Regions from separate parts of the Homo sapiens genome. Here regions 2 and 3 are each linked to region 1. A link is a contact called in ENCODE Hi-C or POLR2A ChIA-PET data. All regions are on one chromosome and are shown on one strand. Each heading gives the region's core, a stretch centred on a gene start or an enhancer-like site at or near the end of the contact. The rest is flanking DNA. Distances are from core to core; before and after follow the strand shown. Region 1 overlaps LINC00933 (long intergenic non-protein coding RNA 933). Region 2 has its middle 84 kb from the start of MIR7706. Region 3 overlaps PDE8A (phosphodiesterase 8A).

The links. A loop is a pair of places that touch in the nucleus more often than their neighbours do. ChIA-PET counts read pairs that join two places held with the same protein, here RNA polymerase II (POLR2A). Pooled maps may share reads with other maps.
Region 2: a map of A673 shows a loop between it and region 1 (4-fold over the local background). The contact joins two enhancer-like sites. A Hi-C loop is called at or near these places in 8 of 168 maps with a recorded cell type or tissue (A673, IMR-90, PC-9 and 5 more), 1 of 37 single-sample maps with no recorded cell type and 16 of 50 pooled maps.
Region 3: a map of dorsolateral prefrontal cortex shows a loop between it and region 1 (2.4-fold over the local background). The contact joins two enhancer-like sites. A Hi-C loop is called at or near these places in 1 of 168 maps with a recorded cell type or tissue (dorsolateral prefrontal cortex) and 4 of 50 pooled maps. POLR2A ChIA-PET finds 5 or more read pairs at or near these places in 2 of 52 experiments (GM10248 and GM12878).

What each region holds. Positions count from the first base shown.
Region 1 is chr15:84,578,044-84,581,319 of GRCh38, reverse strand. It overlaps LINC00933 (long intergenic non-protein coding RNA 933), which reads right to left. Exons shown (of 4, transcript NR_038274.1): 4 at 1,139-3,276. Among named protein-coding and RNA genes, the nearest start is that of LINC00933, 9.0 kb to the right of the region's middle. Within about 2 kb of position 1,664, at least 6 of the 41 ENCODE cell types and tissues checked have a DNase peak (open chromatin) inside an H3K27ac peak, as active enhancers do.
Region 2 is chr15:85,295,027-85,298,302 of GRCh38, reverse strand. No RefSeq gene overlaps it. Among named protein-coding and RNA genes, the nearest start is that of MIR7706, 84 kb to the left of the region's middle. Within about 2 kb of position 1,547, at least 3 of the 41 ENCODE cell types and tissues checked have a DNase peak (open chromatin) inside an H3K27ac peak, as active enhancers do.
Region 3 is chr15:85,099,066-85,102,341 of GRCh38, reverse strand. It overlaps PDE8A (phosphodiesterase 8A), which reads right to left. Exons shown (of 22, transcript NM_002605.3): 10 at 2,276-2,327; 11 at 2,144-2,186. Among named protein-coding and RNA genes, the nearest start is that of PDE8A, 120 kb to the right of the region's middle. Within about 2 kb of position 1,546, at least 4 of the 41 ENCODE cell types and tissues checked have a DNase peak (open chromatin) inside an H3K27ac peak, as active enhancers do.

The DNA.
Region 1 (3,276 bases), core at 415-2,914:
CTGGAAACTGTGGAGTCAGACATTGTGCAGATTGACCCAGTAGCTATAGCAAGTACACACATAGGGCGTCAACCAATGACAAGGGTGCACACACACACATGCACACAGCAGGAAATCGAGAAATAAACTATTTTAATGTCAGGTGTCATGGAAGTTTTGTGTCATTTCCCCAAAAACACACATTTTATTTTATGATTTAGTCTTGTTTTTATTTAGAATTACTTAAGGAAAAGGAGAGCTAAGTGCAGTGGCTCATACCTGTAATCCCAGCACTTTGGGAGGCTGAGGCAGGAGGATCACTTGAGCCCGGGAGTTTGAGACCAGCCTGGGCAACATGGTGAAACCCCATCTCTATAAAAAATACAAAAATTAGCCAGATGTTGTAGCGTCTGCCTGTGTCCCAGCTACCCAGGAGACTGAGGTGGGAGGATCGCCTGAGCCCAGGAGGCACAGATTGCAGTGAACTGAGATCACGTCACTGCACTGCAGCCTGGGCGACAGAATGAGATCCCATCACAAAAAGAAAGAAAGAGAGAAAGGAAGAGAGAAAAAGAAAAAGAGAAAAGAAAATAAAGGGGAGGGGAGGGGAAGGGAGGGGAAGTGAGGGGAGGGGAGGAGACAAGACGAGAGGAATAGGATCCTGATAGCTGGTATGGGGAAACTTAAGTGGATACATCTGAGAACTTTGAGCCTCCAGTTTCCACGGAATGCTCTGGGCTAAAAGAAGTAGCCCTCTTTCCTTGCTAAGAGAAGGGCAGCTGCCCCTTGCCTGGAGACTAGGCAAAGAGCCTCCAACAAGGCCTTACAGCAGGATGAGGTGTGTCATTATTGCTGCCCCACATTGACACCAGACTATGGCCTCATCATGGCCCAAAGTCACAAGCACAATCTGCTATGGGAGAATGATTTTTTTGCCAAAAATGTTGCAGGGGCTGCCTGGTGATAAAAATAAAAAATCCGTACTTAAAAGCAACACACCAATAGAGGCAAGCAAAACATGTTTTGCAAAAAACAACTATCAATGGTGATGGCACATGGATCTCCCCTTTCAGAACCCTGAGATTCTCAGTGCCGTTACCCTAATGGCTTTCTGCAGAGGAGGTAACTATCAGAATCACATGGAGAAGATCAGAGCCTGGAAGGAAACTTGAGATTTTTTTTATTACAACCTTCTTCATTTACACAGAGACAAAACTGAAATTCAGAGAGTTCTGGTTTCTCAAGGCACACCACTGGTCAATAAACACACAGAGCCAGAAGCTAGATCTAGCTCAGCGTTCTTTTAAAGCTTTAAAATTTCCTCTCTGCTAGTAAAGCTTACAGCCTGGCAAGAATATAATATATACACACAAATACAGTTATAATGGTGAAAACTTGGAAACAACTTAAATGTCCAACAATACAGGCATTAATTCTCTATAAAGTGAATATCAAATAGCCATAGAAAAGACATTAAAGACCCAGAAGTGTTGCTAATTGAGCAAAAATACATCCTTTCCGGTCAGATGCAGTGGCTCACACCTGTAATCCCAGCACTTGGGGGCTGAAGCGGGCAGATCACTTGAGTTCAGGAGTTTGAGACCAGCCTGGCCAACATACAAAACCACATAGTAAGGTACATAGATGTGCTTTGGTCAAGGAATAGGCCGAGGTGGATATCTAGGCCTGTGTGACTCACGAGTTTGGCGTGCAAGCACACAGCTCCACTTGTAATATAACCTGTTTGTGTAAGTTCATTCCTGGCTTTATGCCACTATTGTCTGTAAAAGGTATAACTGCCCTGTTGATGCCGTGCATAAGAGACATGGCTCTTCGGGGCTTGGCTCAGTTTGGCTTAACATGGCTTGACATGATGAGCACACTGGCACCCAGAGAAAGAGAGAGCCAAAGCTGTCCATCTTGCAGGCAGATGGGAGGGAGCCAGGACACAGCTGGGCTTGCTCATGCCCAGAGAGAGAAGGAGTTAAGCTGCTGACCCTGAAGGCAAGAGAGAGCTGGCTGCGCAGCTATGTGTAGGGGCAGCTGGCTCAAGCTGCTGAGACAGGCGAACAGTGGAAGAGTAAGCTGCTAATAAGAGAGCTAGTGTAAGAAAGCTGTTAATGAGAGCTGCCGCTGAATAAAACTATCTTTCACCTGCCTATGGCCCCCCGATTGTTCTTTCTGCTCACCCACCCACTCCCCTCAGACTTCACCATGGGCTGGACCTGGACCCTGGGATCTGACACACATCTCTGCTAAAAATACAAAAATTAGCCAGTGTGGTGGCCCATGTAATTCCAACTACTAGGGTGGCTGAGGCACGATGATCACTTGAACCCAGGAGGCACGGTTGCAGTGAGCCAGGATCATACCACTGCACTCCAGCCTGTGCAACAGAGCCTGACCCTGTCTCTAAATAAATAAATAAATAAATAAAGTGAAAGACCATTTGTCCAGTATAAACTCTTTCAAAATATATACTCAAGCACAGGAAAGTCTAGAAATGTCATCAATGGTAATTTCAGGAAAGAATTCTAAGGTGACTTTTTTTGGTTATCTGCATTTTTTGTTTTGTTTTGTTTTTTTGAGATAGGGTCTTACTCTGTCACCCAGGCTGGAACATAGTGATATGATCAGGGCTCACTGCAACCTTGACCTCCCAGGCTTAAGCAATTCTCCCACCTCTGTCTCCTGAGTAGCTGGGACTAGAGGCGCATGCCACCACACCTGGCTAATTTTTGTATTCTTGTATTTTTTGCAAAGATGGGGTTTTGCTGCATTGCCCAAGCTGGTCTCAAGCGATCTACCCATCTCGGCCTGCCAGAGTGCTGGGATTACAAGTGTGAGCCAAGTGTGCCAGGCCTACTTTTTTTTCTATAATGACCACGACCATGGGTTTCATGTACCAACTTTTTTTTTTAACAATAAGAGATACAAAGCATATTATGAAAAATGTTCAGGGAAAAAGAAGAATACAAAATTGTAAAAATCATATATAACTAGTTTTTTTTTTTTAAGGCAAGAAAGAAACAAAATAGATTGTCCAGGAAGATGGTTACTTCCACTTTGTATTTCTCTGGTGAACTCATTAGGAACTCTAAAAAGTTCCAGGAGTAGAATCACGGGGTCAAAGTACCCTGGCTATAACTTCCGATTCAGAGAATCCTAACAACTTACATTGTCACCAGCAAGGTCTTTGACTACATGAGCAACTCTCACCTTAAAGCATTTCTCATCTGACATTAGCTGCTTGGCTTTCTGTGGATACGTTGACTCCAGGAGGCTTCTTGAGTTCTG
Region 2 (3,276 bases), core at 298-2,797, 720 kb before region 1:
AGGGATATGGCTGGCCAGGCATGGTGGCTCACACCTGTAATCCCAGCACATTGGAAGGCCAAGGTGGGCAGATCATGAGGTCAGGAGTTCAAGACCAACCTGGCCAACATGGCGAAACCCCATCTCTACTAAAAATTGAAAAATTAGCTGGGTGTGGTGGGGGGTGGCTGTAGTCCCAGCTACTCAGGAGGTTGAGGCAGGAGAATCGCTTGAACCCGGGAGGTGGAGGATGCAGTGAGCCGAGATAGTGCCACTGCAGTCCAGCCTGGGTGACAGAGAGAGAATCCATCTCAAAAAAAAAAAAAAAAAAAGGGATATGGCTGATACACACAGAAAGATCTACTCTCCTAAGACCTTGTGCCCCAAGAATTTTATGACTTCTTGGATGGTATCAATTGTGTTTTATGATTGATTTATTCATTTACTTGATAAGTTTTGATCGAGTGCGGCTCTGTACCAAGAACTGTGTCAAGAAATGGGGATACATTGTTGTGCGAGAGGAAGTCCTCATGTGCCAGGAATTTACAGTAGACAGGGGAAGATACGCAAACTCATTACGAAGAAATACGGTAAATGCGAGGGGAATGGAAGCAGAGGGTGCTCTGGAGTACTCAGGAGGATTATTCAGCCCAGCCTTATACTGTCAGGGATAGTTTCCCAAAAGAAAGGATATCTAACCTGAGAGCAGAAGAATAAATACTAGTTAGCCAAGTTAAGGAGGATGGGTAGATGGGAGGGAGTGAGTTTTAGTTTTAAGGCATTCTAGGTAGAGAGAAAAGCAATTTGGGCAAATCTGGTAGGGGATAAAAATCATTTGGGAAACTGAAAGTCAGCCTCTTGAGTTGATTGCAGGAGGAGAGGGTGAGATAAGTTAGGAGAAGAAAAACAGGGATCGGATCACAAAAAGCCTTTTAAGTAAGATTAAGGGCAGGGGTATTATTATGAGGTCAATACAAAGCCATTAGATCTTTTGAGTAGGTGGTATACAGTGTAATCGCATTTGCATTTTTAAAACATTATCTTGTCTATGCGGTGAGAATAAACTGGAGGTGGATAAGAGCAGAGGCAGCTCCCTTAGGAGGTTGTTGCTGTATCCTAGGCCAGAGATCATGAGTTGGACTTGAGGCTGGGGCTGGAGAGAAGCGGCCAGAGAAGAACATATGGCTAAAACAGGCAACCTGAAAACATTCAGGAAATTATTGTCATTAGAGGACAGCCCGGCAAAATGCAAATTGTTCTGTCCTTATTTGATCTCAGCTGGACTATGAATTCTGTGGGGACAGGGACTATTTTGTATTCATCCCCGTTTCCAGTACTACGGAAGTACTCAGGAAATGAATGTTCTTCCTAAGTGAGTCTCAGTGACATGGTGTTTGGATAGAGTGGTAACCCTCACGCCTTTGCTGACCCACCTTTATTAGGGAAGTTCAGCAGCGATTGTGAAGTCGACGTGTAGCGCTACCGCGGCAGGGACATTAAGGTGCAGAAGCTTTACCCAGTGCACAGTGCACACTGAAATACCCAGGCTGGTTTTTCCTGACTCAGTTCTCTTCTGCCATCTGCTGGGACAGTCTTTCATAGCACATCAAAGCAAGATCACCAAGGAAGACAGGCCTGAAAGCTTTGTGGGAGCCACAGTGGACAATGACTTGGATAAGTTTACGATTTAGTCAGAGATGCAAGAATCACATCCAAACCACTGTCCATTTGAAGCTAATCTTCAGTATTTATTTCCCAAAGACTAAATGTCTTTTTTATAAGAATGAGTTCATGTCCTTTGCAGGGACGTGGATGAAGCTGGAAACCATCATCCTCAGCAAACTAAGACAGGAACAGAAAACCAGACACTGTGTGTTCTCACTCATAAGCGGGAGTTGAACAATGAGAACACATGGACACAGGGAGGAAAACATCACACACGGGCCTGTTGGGGGGTAGGGGGCAAGAGGAGGGAGAGCATTAGGACAAATACCTAATGTATACGGGAATTAAAACCAAGATGACAGGTTGATAGGTGCAGCAAACCACCATAGCACAAGGATACTTTTTTTTTTTTTTTTTTTTTTTCTGATACAGAGTCTCGCTCTGTCTCCCAGGCTCTGGAGTGCAGTGGCGCAAACTCGGCTCACTGCAAGCTCCGCCTCCCGGGTTCACGCCATTCTCCTGCCTCAGCCTTCCGAGTAGCTGGGACTACAGGTGCCCGCCACCACGCCCGGCTAATTTCTTTTTGTATTTTTAGTAGAGACGAGGTTTCACCGTGTTAGCCAGGATGGTCTCGATCTCCTGACCTCGTGATCCACCCGCCTCGGCCTCCCAAAGTGCTGGGATTACAGGCGTGAGCCACCGCGCCCGGCCGCACATGGATACTTATGTAACAAACATGCAGGTTCTGCACATGTATCCCAGAACTTAAAAAAAAAAAAGTCTTTTTTTTTTTTTGAGATAAAGTCTTGCCTTGTCACCCAGGCTCCAGGCTGGGGTGCAGTGGCATGAACATGGCTCAGTGTAGCCTAGCCTCCTCCTGGGTTCGAGAAATCCTCCCACCTCAGCCTCCCAAAGTGCTGAGATTTCAGGCGTGAGCCGTCATGCCGGCCCATGCAGACTATCTTAAATGTCTGTATTCTCCTTTGAGTTTTTGCAACAACTTTACGATAGCCATATATTATAACATTTTTTAAACAAGGAAACAGAAACACAGACATTTAAATGAAAAGCTAACTTTGAACAAAAAATAAGTAGCCCGAGCCAGGACTGAAGCTTCCTTGACTCCTGGTTCCATACTTTTGTCACAATGTCTCAACGTCTCCAACACACTAAGGGAGAGTTCCAACAGGCCGAGACAGGCTGCTGATCTGCAGCAGGGAGAGGGCAGGCCTAATGTGAAGGCTGACAAGGCCGGTGGCTCCCTGATGTTCAGCACAGAGATGCAGAATGTTGGCATGGAGTGGGGTGGGGGAGAGCAACAGAAACAATTCTCCACGTTCTATGTTTCCCCCAAGATATGTCAAGGTGATGTTTCCGAGGGAAACATTTTTTTTAAGTATATGAAAACTAATAGAACTTGAACTTTTGGTGGGTGTTGTCAAATAAAATAGACCCTACTATTTTTGTTAACGCGTGTGGTTAAGACTAAGAAACTATTGTGCCATCCTTTTCTCTCTCTCTCTCTCTGTTTTTTTTTTTTTTTTTTTTTTTTTTTTGAGACAGGGTCTCACTCTGTCGCCCAGGCTGGAGTGCAGTAGTGAGATCATAGCTCACTGCAGCCTTGAAAAGCTG
Region 3 (3,276 bases), core at 297-2,796, 520 kb before region 1:
TTTTTATCCATCTCTGGCTCCATATCCCCCTCCCTCCCTATGTGTGCTTCAGCCCTGACCAGTCTTGATGCTTCCCGTTCTCCCCGCCTTCAGCTTCAGCAACGCTCTCCAGACTCCCTCGTCCCTCTAACCCCTCTTTTCCTGCTTCTGTTTCCTCCTTCTCTGGAGGTGGGTGGTCTCTAGGAATCCACCTCACCCCTCCTCTCCTTTTCTTGCTGTTCTCTTCCACTGTAATCTCAAAGTTTCCATTCCCCTTTACCATCCCTGGTTTCCATCACTTCCACATCTGTGCTACTTGCTAATGCTTGGCTGGCCAGAAACATTTTCATCTCTAGACCTAACCTCTTTGCAGAACACAGAAGCCAGCACTCAGCAGGTACTCAACAGAAATCTGTAGAATAAATGGGCAAAGGGGTGAACAAACAAACCCACCTGACTGCCCACCAGGACCTCACAGGTAGAGCTCTCCACATTCATCCTCCCCAGCCCTACTGCTACTGCCTGAATCTCCAGGCTCAGAAACAACCTTTTCAAGGACTTTCTTGCTTTTCTCTCTCTAGTCCCACACCATCATCACATCTGGTCTCTCTTCTCTCTTCCTACTGTCATCACCTTATTATTCCCTGGCCATTGTTTTCTTTCCTCTCGACCATGGCAATGCTGGTATTCTTCTCTCTGGTGTCTCCTTCCATGTAATCTTACATACATGCTCTAAGAGCTTCTCAAAGCTCAGATGTCATCACGCTGCTCCCTGACTCACAAATCCTCAGACTCCCACTGTCCACAGATGAAAATGGAAACTTCCCACCTAGCATTTAAGGATTCTTATTGACCCAAATACCTCTTTCCCCATTGACCTTTTATACAAGTCAAAATTTAGTACTTGCTTTTTCTGGAACATGCCCTGTACTTTCCCCCTTCTATGCCTGTTTTTATTGCTGGAATGCTTTCCCGCTCACATTTCTTTTCTATTCAAATCCACCTCTCCCTGTCTAGAAGACTACCCACTGCCCTTTCTCATTCCTGGGGATCACTTCTTATCACTTGCTGTGTTCCTTTGTGTCAATGTGTCTCTCTTTTCAGACTAAATCTCTGATTGCTCCTGGGGCACCCATAAAAACTGTGCTTCAGAGCCCTAGTGTCAGTCCTCCTGGATTCAGGTGCTAGCTCTGCCACTTCCTAAATGGAGATCCTTGGGCAGATTACTTAAACTTTCAGTTTCCTTACCTGTAAAGAGAATTTCACCTAAAAATGCTTACCTCCTTGAGTTATTCTAAGGCTTCATTAAAATAAGCTGTACCTAAAGCACTTAGGACAGGTATCTTGTACACATTAAGTGCTCACAAAAATATGTAGTAAGTGTTTCTAGAATGAAAGAATGAACTGTTCTGGTAAGGCAGAAAGCATGTCACCAACAGCATGAAGGGAAGTCTTCTCCTTAGAGGCTCTTACAGACCACATGGGCAAGCAGAGCACACTACTCAGGCAAGGCAGGGTGGCACGCCAAGTGTCTACACAGACACTTGACGGAGCACCTCCTGCCTGAAGCTGGAGTGGCGCTTCACCATCCCAGCCCAGCCCCTTCATCTGTGAGGGCCAGAACAGGAAGTGGCTTGCTGAAGTCATGACACGTTTGAAGGAAACAGGTGACTCCAAACCAGGGAAATGCATTTGCAGTAAGAAAGCTATGGGGAAGAACAGATGGTGTCCAAGGCATGGTTAAGAAACATAGAGGTGAGGCAAGTGCGAGGGGCCTGGCTACCTCCCTGCAGGCTGGCAGTGGTAAGTGTCAGGACAGATGAAGACATCCCTGTTAAAGGACTGTGGGATAAACACTCAACCCTCTTAAAGTATAAATCAGGTTATAAAACCACACTTCACATGAGTTCATGCATTTCAGTTGACCATTTCTTTCCCTCGCAGGCTCAGAGACCCGCCCCAGGGCACCCATCAGAATGCTCACAAGCGCTCAAGTCCTCTGTACAAGTGACTCATAAGCCAGCCTGGGGAGTCAAGGAGAGAAATGTTGCCACAGTCTGAGGAAAATCCCACCATTACACCAGGCAAGCTAGTTAAAGATCTGTTTTTATTTTTTTTCTCCAAAAACTCAATGAACTCTAAGAATAAATACGGGGCACCGTACCTGTATGAGTGTCAGACTGAACACATTCGGATATTTTCTCAGCCTAAAAGTGAATTTTAAAAGCCATTAGTTCTGATTGCTGAAAATCTTGCTGGGGTGTTCCTGGGGCCCCGGGGGGCTCTCCTTACGTACCTTATTGTTGCCATTGCACACTCTGATAATGGACACATAGTGTCTAATTTTTCTGCAAGTAAAAAACAATGCATTATTTCTCTTCTGAGTCTCTAATTTGATGGATATGTCGTTAATTTTTCATTACGAAAATGGCACCTCCCTTTTGCAATACACAAAACGCTCTGAGAACATTTCTTCTCACTGTGACCAAGGCCACCAATAAATAAAGAAGAGATCACAAACATCCTTTGGCGTCTCTGTACAAGTGACTTCAGTAAAAATGACAAAATTCTTCCCAATTAATCATGAGACAATCAAATATACATATTTTTTAAAATGAACTGCATGTTAACCAACTGAGAGCCTTTAGTTCCTTAACATGTTTTTATTTTCACAACCCTTTACATTGATGCTTTTCTTCAAGTTCCAACAAACAATCTGCTCACGGTCACTGGTGGCCACAGCCGCGGGCCACACTGGGAGTTGAGGTTCACACTGAACGTGGTTAGCTAGATGTCTAAAACAAAGCAACGAGGGCTTAGCTCAGAGGCTGCTGACTCTTCTCATTTATTTATTGTTCCTTCAGTTTTTTCACTTTTTCCCCTTGATAATCAAATCCCTATATACTTACCACAAAAAAATTGGAAAGGACATAAAAGGGCAAAGAATCAGAACAGAGAACCCACACAGATCCATCTCCCTGAGGCGATCACCAACTGGCAGCAAAGCCTGGTGACAAAGCACGTGAGCTGTGCAGTCAGTGCTGAGGTCTGCAGCCTGGCTGCGCCTCACGCTGGCAGCTGGACCCCTGGGCTAGAAACCTGACCTCTCTAAGCCTCAGTTTCCTCATCTGTAAAGTGGAGACGATCACAGTCCCAACCTCACAGGGCTGCAGTTAGGATGGAATGAAGTGGCATTTACCACACATTGAGAACTGGCCAGGAAGGGAGGGGCTCAATTAAACAACAGCGGTTACTACAACGGCCACTGCCATACTTTCTCCTGTTCTTTTTTCCTTC